Regions from separate parts of the Homo sapiens genome. Here region 1 is linked to region 2. Evidence: read pairs that join two places in POLR2A ChIA-PET (ENCODE). Cell type or tissue: PC-3. All regions are shown on one strand. Each heading gives the region's core, and the rest is flanking DNA. Links, peaks and the distances in the headings are about the cores only. Region 1 overlaps ZNF827 (zinc finger protein 827). Region 2 overlaps EDNRA (endothelin receptor type A).

Region 1 (4,000 bases), core at 1-4,000, 1.6 Mb after region 2:
TCAGTAAGCATGCATGTTGTGTAAGCCATTAACTTTTTGGAACTTGGGTTTTTTGGTCTGTAAAATGAAAAGTTTGGTTTCCTATATAAAATTATTGTGAGGATGAAATTTGCTGATGAATATGAAAACATCTATCATAGCTCCAGATGTGTTTTCATGATTGTTCATTCATTCAACAAATGTTTATTGGGAGCCTACTGTATGCAGTGGCTTGTTCTAGAATTCATTCATTCACTTAATGCTGATTGAAAAGTACCATGATTTAGTAGTATTGGGACATCTGAGCTCAAGCACTGCCTATGTTTGGAAATCATCTAGGGGACCTTGGGCAAATCTATGGCCCTCTCTAGGCCTCTAACTAGAGACTAGTCATATAGAGTAGATTTCCAAGGCTTTTCCATCTGTAAAATAATTCATATAACAAACTTCAAGTATAATGAATAGTTTTTGATATCGTACAGATTAATTGTATTATACTGGCAAGTTACTTTATCCTCTGCGCCTTTGCTTTTGTCTTTGAAAGTGGGGTTAATAGGTCTAGTACTGTTTTCTGGTTAGTAATAGCAGTAATAATGATAGTCACCCATTATTGAGCTCTTGGCATTGTGCTAGATATTTTTATACATTCTTGCTTCTACAAACACGGTACATGTTTCTCCAAAGCATGTCGGTACCTGGAGAAACAGGTTGCATCTTTCTAGAGAATAAAGTTTCCTTGATGGCACAGCTGTTTATAGAGTGGAATGCAGAAGTCACTTGAAATGTTAAGCTAAAACTCAAAGAAAGTTGGGGCTTCTTAGAGGGGGCGGCGACTTTAATACCAAGTTCCCCTGCAGTGTTGTTCTTTCTTGGCCTTTGGGGAAACTGGTGGAAAAGTTTGCAAAACAGGCTTTTTCCCTGTTCCATGTTTGACTCACATGAGAAAAATAGCATTCTAATTTACAATTTTGAAAATAGTTCTTATTTCCATCACTGACAGATGTTACCTTTATGATTGTTCAGCCTATTCTTCCATTTCATTTATGCATTGGACAAATAATAATTGACTGCCTGCTCTGTGTTCAGTACCAACCTAAATGCCGAGGATGCAGCAGCAACCAAAATAAAGTCCTCCCTCGGAGCTTGTATTCTAAAAAACAGTGAGGTTTGAGGGCAGACCTGAGGAATTAGGGGAATTAAGCATGTGGCTGTTTCAGGCAGAGGAAGAGCAATTGCAAAGGCCCTGAGGCAGGAGCTTATTTTCCTAGTAAGGGAGAGTGTTAGGAGAGGAGGTCACAAGGAGATGATTAGGGATGCCTTGAGGTTCAGGTAAGAGTTTTGTATTTTATACTGAGAAACATGGGAAACCATTGTGGAAGTTTGAGAACTTACTTTGGCTGCTGGTTGAGAATAATGGAGCAAGGTTGGGAAGTGAGGAGACCAGTTGGAAGGCTACTGCCATAGTACAGGTGGGGGATGACAGCACTGGGTACCAGGTTAGTAGTAGTGGTGGAAATGGTGCAAAGTGGCCAGATTTGGTACCTCTGTTGAAGGTAGAACCAACGGAATCCGAGAATGAATTGGATGTGGGGTCTGAGAGAAAGAGAAGAGTCAAGGGAGGTGGCATGGTTTTGGGTCTAAGTAATTGAAAGGATGGAGGAGTTGCCATTCCTGCTGAGACGGGCAGGTAGAGGGAGGAACACGGGCAGTTCCTCGGCCATGGAAGGTCTGGCTAAGCACTTTATATGAAGAATACTGAAACTGACTTAGCTACTTTTTCGAACTCACTCTGCAGAGGAGTGATGCGTTCATTTGTGTTACCTTTATTTTACTCACGGTCATTTAGAATAATGATTTGAAAATGTTGCTGTGTGCCAAATGCTCGTCTTGACCCAGGAGCCCCTCCCTCCCCCCGTGTGTGGACTACTCTCGTCTCCAGACTTCCTCTCACTTCCTCATGCCTTTGCAGCACCTTTTCCCTAGCTGGACTGGTGACAGGAATCTGGTTGTCTTCTGCACCCTGGCAGTTTTAAATAACTAGCAGTTCTTACATTTTCTTCCTGGGCACGCTGACAGCGGTTGGGTGTCCTGGACATCCGTGTTTCGATAACTGTAATCTCCGAGTCTCTGTCCTGTGAAGCCCATTGCCGGCCGTGCATTTACCTCAGACTGTGGACTTGGAGCCTTGAAGACGCGAGAGGTCTCTTAGTTTCAGGCAGACCTGGTGTGGGGGATGTGCTAAGGCTCTCAGGCTACAAAGGGACAATTTAAAACTTGGCAAGTAAAACCGGCCTAAATGCGGATGTGTTTTATGCTTAGCATCATAAAATTGATTCAGAACAGCCTGATATGCGGCAGAAGAAACCTTTATTAAACATTATAGAGGTCATTGCTTTTGTCTTCCTGATACCTCTTCCCTCTCCTTTCTTCTGTGACCCACATTGAGCCCATTGTAGAACCCGCCCCCTGGCTTCAGTGATAGGCCCATGGAGGGGAACATGACCTCCAACAGGCCAATCAGAGGCGTAAAGACCTTTCTCTAGTGGGAAGTCATTGAGAGTGAAAACCCAGAACCGGTTGCAGCCAGGTTTTCAGCCTCCTGGGAAAAGTGGCCTGAGAGGAAGAGACTAGAGGCGAATGAGAGAGAGCCCTGATGGTGCTTTCGACATCCTATCTGATGCTGGCTCCATTGTGCCCCTTTTATTGTTTGGTACAGGAACTGAGAAAATTCCCTTATTGCTTCATGCGGTCCTGCTGGTTTTCTGTCATTTACAACCACAGGAGCCCAGATACCCCTACTATGAGCAGGGAATCAAGAAGGAACACAAAAATGACTAACTCATAGCCTTGCCTCCAGGTATTTATAATGTAATAGTTTGATTTCAAAACTAGTGAGTATGGTAAAATAGTTGGTAAGGTCTACCTTTGACAAATCAATAGTATATTTTTAAAATGTGAAGATAGTGTATTTTATAAAAATATACAATTTTTTCATTGGGTTAATTTATCCAACATATATCACTTGAATATTAGCTTTCTCCATGACTGGCATATTTCCTTTTTGATAATTTGCTGAGGAGCAAGGCTGCTTGTTAATGAATTTTTGTCTACTATTAAAATCGCCCTCATCCTTTGAGGTCCATTTCCAAAGCCACCTGCACCTCTGGAGTTCATTATTCCCTCTTTTGTGCTTACACAACCCTTGCTGTTTCTGTATGGTGGCACCAGTCATTATGCTTTGAATGCTTGTGAAACCCTCACTCTTCTGTTGATTAGAAACTTTTATGCCAGAGACTGTTGTGTCTCTGTTTCCCTTTGCAGGGAACAGTTCCCTGAACATAGTAGGTGATCAGTAAATGCTTGTTGAATTAAGTCAATTAGTAGCACTGGTTTTGCTAATAACTTTTGTAGTAAACTTACAAACTACTTTTATGTAAAACTGCATGTAAAAGTTGGTTGTATGATTTGCAGCACTTATTATGAGTATAACTGATAATGCTAATGGAAATGTATGATCTTAAAAGGCATTAGATATTTAGCTATAGAAGTGTATTAGTAGGAAAGGGAAAACTTACAAGATTTTTACATGAAAATAAACCAGAAGGTTGGTTGGTAGGTACCAGGTGAACATACCTGTGGTCACAAGAAGAGAGTGTTGGAGACACTGATTGTTAGAGAGTTGACCGTGAGAAAGCATCTCTCCAATCCTATGCCAGGTGAGTCCTAAGAATTCAAGTCCTGTTCTCATTAAAACCTGCTGGCTAGACTCATATGGACTGACTGGTGGGAATAGTTTGCGAGTAGATTTAGAAATGGGACTTTTAGGCTTCCTTCCCCACTTGCTTAAACCAAAAAGCTTGAAAATTAATAGGTGTCTCTTTGTTATATATTTTTTTCACTGTGCACTCACAATCTTTCTGAACGAGGATGCTCTGAGATGTATATTGGTCCAATTAAATGCATCTGATTAAAACTGTCAAACCAAAAAGGAAGTGAGTTGAAAAGACATTCTCTACCGAGA
Region 2 (7,870 bases), core at 2,532-6,531:
GGCTGCTGCCCGAGTTCCCAAGTGTTCTCACAGTCACACTCCTTGGACGAGCAGCCTGTGTGTGCTGCCTGCACTTTCCCGCCCACCCTGACTTAATCTTGTTACCTCTCTTACTGGTTTGCAGCTTCATAAATGACTCAAATTTTCACGTGACAGCTATTTGAGAGGGGCATGTTCTGTAAAGGGCAATTGCAGCTGCTTTCTGCCATGAGTAACATTTGGAGACACAGAAACACCTAACAGTCATACCCCCTGAGAGTCTGAAATGGAGTTCCTACAGGGGTCGACGTGACTATCCCACAGAAAAGCCATGCTCTTTGACAGCAGCTGGGACTGCAGCTGTGGGGGAGGAAGCTTGGATTGTCAATTAGGAGAGATTTTAGTATATTATATTAAGATGGCCCAGTAAAGAAAGTGAAAGTAGTTTTAAATAGGAGCCCAAATTTAGTATGCTGAAGAATCTAACATGATCAATGTCTGGAATTTGTCATTTATGTTCAGCAGTGAAATAGAAATGTGTGTCTTTGCCCAGATTCTTCCTGAAGCTGAGCTTGAACCAAGGATTTGGGTGTAAGTGGTTTGTTAAGGCACAGCTTCCAGAGGAAATTAGTAAGGGAGTGGAAGAAGTAGGCTGCGGGAAGGAAAGAGAGAAACTAAGTAAAGTTGAGATGTCAGGTGAAGTCCCAGACTCAGCCTGATCTCCAGGGTGCAAGGTGTTTACCCCACCTTGAGATACAAGAGCTGGTGTAAGTCCACACCAGTAAGTCATTGGCTATAGGTCGTGGTGGGGGTGGAGGAGGATATACAATTCCAAGGCAGTTCTTCTTACAGTCTAGGCGGGCTCCAGTGTCCAAGGGTGAGCCACCGATTGTTGCAGGTGTAAATATTAAGCAGTAGAAACACTGCTGAGCCCAGGAGTTCGAGACCAGCCTGGGTAACATAGCAAGACCCCCCTCTCTACTAAAAACAAAAAGTAAAAAAATAAAAGAAAGTCAGGTGTGGTGGCATGCACCTGTACTCCCAGCTACTCAGGAGGCTGGGGTAGGAGGATTTCTAGAGCCCAGGAGGTCGAGGCTGTAGTGAGCTGTGATCATACCACTGCACTCCAGCCTGGGCGAAAGAGCGAGACACTGTTTCAAAAACAAACAAAATCCAACAAAAAAACCCCAAAACTTTGAAGCTGGAGATGAGTGAAGAGAGCTGGTAAAATGGATGCAAGGGGGTCCGGTCTGGTCTTTGACAGTGTCTGCTTACGTGTCCCTAACGGTGTATGCTCCTCCATCGTGATGGTTCCAGTGTAAAGTGGAGCAATTTCATGGCATCTGGAGCTGTTGAACTCTTCAATGATGGATCAACCCAGGACTAGTTTGGCCATTCTGGAGACATCCTGGCTGTAACTGGTGATATTAACTATGCACAAACCTTATGATCCAGCAGCAGTCCTGCTTACATCTCCCAGAGAAATCATGCAAATCCCCCTGGAGACTTGACAATGATGTACGGCACTGTCTTGTTTAGGGTAGCAAAGGACTGGATAAGTCAGATATATATCCCCATATGTATTAGTCCGTTTTCAAGCTGCTGATGAAGACATACCCGAGACTGGGCAATTTACAAAAGAAAGAGGTTTATTGGACTTACAGTTTTATGTGTCTGGGAAGGCCTCACAATCATGGCAGAAGGTGAAAGGCATGTCTCACATGGCGGCAGACAAGAGAAGAGAGCTTGTGGAGGGAAACTCCCCTTTTAAAAACCATCAGATCTCATGAGACTTATGCACTATCACAAGAATAGCATGGGAAAGACCTGCCCCCATGATTCAATCATCTCCCATTGGGTCTATCCCGCAGCATGTGGGAATTATGGGAGCTACAAGATGAGATATGGGTGAGGACACAGAGCCAAACCATATCACCATATATAGGGTTTCCCTCCATATATACATGGATTGTTCATTAATTATTGTTCTGTAAGAGTTTTAAAGACATTATTGACATATTTGATATATTCTTTTTATAATTTGAAAGGGAAAATTATTTTTAAAAACTAATAACAATTGATGAATGAACTGAGCTAACTATGTCAAAAAGGAGCTGAAATAAGGAGTAGCAAGATATATAGACAAGTCTCCTTTCTTTTTTTTTTTTTTTTTTGAGACAGAGTCTTGCTCTGTCACCCAGGCTGGCATGCAGTGGAGTGATCTTGGCTCACTGCAACCTCCGCCTCCTGGGTTCAACCAATTCTCCTGCCTCAGCCTCCCGAGTAACTGGGATTACAGGCACCTACCACCATGCTTAGCTAACTTTTGTAATATTAGTGGAGATGGGGTTTAGCAATGTTGGCCAGGCTGGTCTTGAACTCTTGACCTCAGGTGATCCGCCCACCTTGGCTTCCCAAAGTGTTGGGATTACAGGTGTGAGCCACTGCGTCTGGCCAATTCTCCTTTCTTTGGGAAATCACCCTTCTACCCCCAGCTCCAGGGGTTGGCCCTGCTTGCTAGATCTAAGTTGTTCAGCAGAATTCCATTTGTCCCAATGGAATTTTGACTGAGAGTGAGGGAGAGTAATCCAGGCCTACCCCTATCAGGTTTCATAACATAGAGAAAAAGTTGGACCTATGACATTAATTTTTCATTAGGCACAAATGTATTCCCTTTACTTGCTCACACTTAGATGTTCTCATTTTAGGATATTTTAAAAGCACAAGCACTTAATTGAAGTTAACACTAAAAGTCATACTTTGAGAGAAATAGAGAGCTATAGTTCATGGAGAAATGGCATTATTCTGAAAAAAGCATGCACAAATGGAGTGAGTAAGAGGACGAGTGGGGTGGCTCACGCCTGTAATCCCAGCCCGTTGGGAGGCTGAGGTGGGTGGATTCCTTGAGCCCAGGAGTTTGAGACCTCCCTGGGCAACATGGTGAAACCCTGTCTCTACTAAAAATACAAAAAGTAGCGAGGTATGGTGACATGTGTCTGTAGTGCCAGCTACTGGGGAAGCTGAGATGGGAGGATTGCTTGAGCCCAGGAGGTCAAGGTTGCAGTGAACCAAGGTTGCACCACTCCACTCCAACCTGTGCAATAGAGTGAGATCCTGTCTCAAAACAGAACAAAACAAACCACCCACCCTGCAAAAAAAAAAAAAAGAAAAAAATGGAGTGAGTCAGAGCTGTGCTCTGTGTGCTCTGGAGGTGCCTTGGGCCTGTGATTTGGCTGACAATGTGGTAGTATGCAGACCGCGCAGGGTCATTACTCCCACCTGGGACAAATCTATCACACAACATCAAGTATACAGTTGTATCTACCTTCATAGAATCAAATTCAAGTAAAAGATGATCAGTTCCATTTAGATAAACTAGATAAAGGGCCTGTGGTTTAGGACTAAAAGGGAAAAATTTGTGGAATTCTCTATATTCCTCTAGGAAGATTCCATGACTCTTCGGATTCTAACTAGGGTTGGCATTGCTGTTCCTAATTTATTACCACCCCCAAAGAAATACAGCTGGTAGAATCTACTGAATAATATTGATGCTAAAAGCTTGGGAAAGTAGGAGTTACAATGAGTTCTGGCTTCATCAAATCAAAAGTGAACTATTCTAGCATGCCTCATAGGGAAAGCCCAGTTTTGCAGTTACAATGCTATTTTCAGTCTTTGATTCTTTCCTGATTCTAGGAACCCAAGTCTGTCCCCTTTCAGTTTTAAAAACAAAAAAGTCAAAATACATCAGTGCTGACCAAATATAGACCTTGGTTTGTCTTTGTTACTATTTAGAGAAAAGTATGGCAGAAACTTCTTCAAATGTAGGATTATTAAAAAAAAAAACAAAAAACCACTGGGTTTTAATTGTGAAGACCCCATTGGAATTTCAGAAACATTCAACTGCATATGGTGAACTTGCACTCTGATTTAACTTTGCTTTGAAGTATGGAGTAAAATCAATAAATACAGGGCTGTACTCTATTATTTTACAAATAAAGAAAGAGAAGACTCAGAATCATGAGCTTGCAGTGTTTTGGGAAGGCTGGCAGTACGTTTCCTTTACTCTACACATAAAAGGTTTTCCATGCTATCTCATGGACTAGTGATACTCCTAAGAATAACAATAGAGGTAATAGATTAGTCAAAGATTGACATTTGTCTCAGGTATTTCCTAATTATATCTAGGAATTGTGTTTCATTATTTTGATAATTTTAAATTACTTTTGAATGGAAAATAATATGTATTTACTGACTTTATAAAAACTCACAATGTAGAGACAATACTATATTGCTTATTCTTATGCCATTTTCCTAGAGGTGACATAATGTTCATGCAAAGTAAAATGAGAGTTGTGGAAGCAAAGGCCCTCATACTTGTCTGCTGATGCTCACCAACTGAAGTTAAAAGAATTTTGACTACTCTTTCCTTTGTGCCTTTACCAGCCCCTATGCTGACGTCTGTTGAGTCACCACAAAGCTCGTCACTGCATTTATTTATTTATTCATCTGATTTCCTGTTCCCAGCTATTAGCACAATGTAATATGATGGTTGTTCATGGTATTTGTGTTGAGTGAACAGATAAATCAAGAAGGGGATGGAGGGATGGATGAAATGATGCAGCACAGGGATTTTTAGGGCAGTGAGGCTCTTCTGAATGATACTGTAATGGTGGATATGTGATATTATACATTTGTCCAAAGCCATAGAATGTCAAGCACAGAGTGAACCTTAATGTAAACTATAGTCTTTAGTTAATAATATTGCATCCATATTGGTTCGTTTACTGTAACAAATGTGCCACACTAATACAAGGTGTAAAAAATAGGGGGAAATTGTGTGGAGAAGGGGGGAGAAAGGAGGGCATGTAGGAATTTTCTGTAATTTTAGATCAATTTTTCTGTAAACCTAGAACAGCTCTAAAAAACATAGTCTATTAAGTTAACGACAACAAAATATAACTCAAGATAACTTAGATGAGATGGTCTTAGAATGTGCGTATTGCAAGCAACAGAAAACCAGATTTAACTAGTGTAGGTGAAAAGGTAAATGTGTTGGTTTGTTTACTGAAGCCATGAGAAAGCATCAAGGAGAGCTAGAACTGGGGACTTTGATGCTCTTCTTCATCTTCATGACACTCTAGATTGACTTTCTTCGTAATGCTCAACCACAGCGTCCAGGCACGCCCAGGCTCACAACTTCCCAGTCCTGCTTTAGTAGGAAAATAGCTCTATCTGACTTAGTTCTTACTGAGAAACTCCCAGAGGATGCTGGTCAGCCTCGCCTAACCTAATCACTTATGGGAGAGGAGAGACTGGCTCCAACTGGAATACAGCTGTTTATAAGGCTGGACATGAGTAGGCATGTCAGGAGCCTATTGTGGTTATCCTGGCAAGAGAAGATGGTGCTCAGACTAGGGAGGTAGAGGCAGAGACAGAGAAGTGGTCAGGTTCTGGATATATTCTGAAGATAGGGCTCTCAGGACTTATGGAGATGTTGGCTAAAAGGTGTGAGGAAAAGGAATGAGCAATGACTTCAAAGTTTTTATCCTGAACAACTCCTAAAAAATGGGACTGTCTATAACTGAGCAGAGGAATATTAGGCAGGGTAAGCTGGAAGATATCAGGAGCTTCATTCTGCATATATTATGGTGTACTAGCCATCCAACTGTGGATGTCAAGTAAACAGTTGGATATATATGAATCTTTTCCTCCAGATATCTACCTAATATATTGCTTATTGACTGTAACTGTTTATTGCCTAGAATGCAAGCTCCATGGAATCAGGGACTTTGCCTGTTTTGTTTACTATGTCCCCAATATCTGGAAGAATGCCTGGTGCATAGTAGATGCCCAATTAAACTTACTGAAAAGGTAAATGAAGGAATGAATGACAGAGTTAAATGCTCAGTACAACAAAATAGGTTGGTTGAGAATAGAGGTAGGAAGTACCTGTTTGATAGTAAACTGCTTTCCAGGATATTACTAAGGAGAGGTTTGCAACAGGCATTATGTAACAAACATTTTCTATGGAAAACTACATAAAAATGAAGAGACACTTGCAAGGTTTCTGTAAACTTTTATTTTACACTTATGGGCCACTGCCAACTCAGGGCCTTGGCTTCTGGCTCATTTCTACAAAGTTACTTGTTGAAAAGATGTAGTAAAGGTAGAAATTGGAAATATTCCTGCTAGTAAACCACAGTTACTTACCAGTCCATAAATAAAATGCACGTTGACGCCTTCAGAAATCTATGACTTTCTGAATTTATAAAATGCATTTTTTTCATATGAAAGAAACAAAGCATCTTGAAAAAAAGACAATTGTCTAAACAAAATGGTGTGAACCTATGGCTTATATTATAGGCATATATCACTGCATATGATGCGCCAGTGGAATAATAGATTTGACTGCTAACACACAAAAGGGCAGTACTTCTTAGCCTTGCAATTCAAGCAACTGGAACCTGATGTTATTTTACCTGTCCTAAAATATGGCCCAACAAATTATCTTACCTAATTTATTATCAGCAATCTGTCTGGCGAAGTCTGAAAGAAATATCAGACAACCTGGCAATTTCATCACCACATTGAATTGAGGATAAGAACAATATAATACTTCAAAGTGTAATGACTTTTGCTCCAGCACAGGAAACAATATGACCCCAAATACTGCTTTATCAAACCAACCAACCAAACAAAACCCTATATTGCTAGTCCACAGCTCATCTGCTTTCACGCTGCCTCTTATATCCCATTTGTAATGGTAACATGATTACAAGATTTATGAATGCAGAAGGTTGCTACAGGTTAAAATGGACTGAGGCAGGTTGTCATGATGAACAATCACCTAGATTTTACTCAGACTATGCACTTTGGCACAACTGCGGGGCACAATTATTAGATTAGATTAAATCCATACATACCATCACACACATGCATATATCACACACACAAATATATTCCACAGAGACAGTCTAGAAAAATGGGCTAAAAGAAATTTACAATTGTTTATATATATACACACACACACTAGTAAAAGATTTTCTGCTGTACTCACAGTCTGTAAACATCTGGGAAAATGCCCAGCAAAAGTCACTGTGGGCCCTTTGAAATGGTGACAATGTGGGAGGGAGATGTTGGGGTGGGGAGTTAGGTTCATACTGAAAACCCCAAGAAGTGAAGAATCGTAAGTTCTGGTGGCATTTGTGGGTAATTATTTTTCACTGACATGATAAACTCATCTGGCCACTTCAAAATTATGTTTCCTATATGGAAAAGGGAATGATCAAAAAAGACTTACTGCCAGTTAACATTTTAAGAAAAATTAAGAGAATAGGAGGTGATATGTATATACATATATATGTCACTATTACAAATACCTGAATGAAAATTTCTGAATCATCTGAAAAATTCGATCTTTTTCTCTTAGGTGTGTTTTAGACTTCTATATACAGTGCACTGAAAGTCTCAGGCAGAGTTAAATGACACATACATTAACATTTTGGTACTTGACATTGATTTTTCATACAAAATTTACATGAAAAACAGATTGAACTTGTGAAAAAGAACTATCTGATTGAAGCATTACTTTTGAATTTAACATACAAAACATGTTCAAGGTCCCTTGTAATAAAACACCATTTAAAAAATAAAATACAGTTCTTAAAAAATTCTTTGAGTAACATCTATTAAACTGCCAAATGTGTCATCAGACTGTGCTTTAAGGGCCTGTAGTATTTGTTGTAGCTTTAGAATTTGTGTTTTAAAAAAATAAACAGTGACGTGGAAAATACTAATCTAATTGCTCACCTGAATACTATTTTTGTCTTTTTTTTTTCAAACTATGTGTAAATAAGTTCAAATAATCATGTTAGGCTATTATGCAGTTAAA

Evidence for each region. ChIA-PET counts read pairs that join two places held together with the same protein. Peaks named below come from ENCODE experiments on the same cell type or tissue, not always from the same donor. Only the 100,000 strongest peaks of a DNase experiment are listed, where the experiment ranks them.
Region 1: POLR2A ChIA-PET joins it to region 2 with 5 read pairs; 1 of 35 experiments calls an interaction of 5 or more read pairs at or near these places.

Annotation. Positions count from the first base shown.
Region 1 is chr4:145,908,035-145,912,034 of GRCh38, reverse strand. All of the region lies in intron 1 of ZNF827 (zinc finger protein 827), which reads left to right. Among named protein-coding and RNA genes, the nearest start is that of ZNF827, 29 kb to the left of the region's middle. In PC-3, for the core only: no CTCF peak of the experiment used is centred there; a DNase peak (open chromatin) is centred at 2,494; H3K4me3 peaks cover 824 bases; H3K27ac peaks cover 486 bases.
Region 2 is chr4:147,543,123-147,550,992 of GRCh38, reverse strand. It overlaps EDNRA (endothelin receptor type A), which reads right to left. Exons shown (of 8, transcript NM_001957.4): 8 at 6,039-7,870. Among named protein-coding and RNA genes, the nearest start is that of LINC02507, 23 kb to the left of the region's middle. RefSeq lists an enhancer at 1-28. In PC-3, for the core only: no CTCF peak of the experiment used is centred there; a DNase peak (open chromatin) is centred at 4,442; H3K27ac peaks cover 3,217 bases.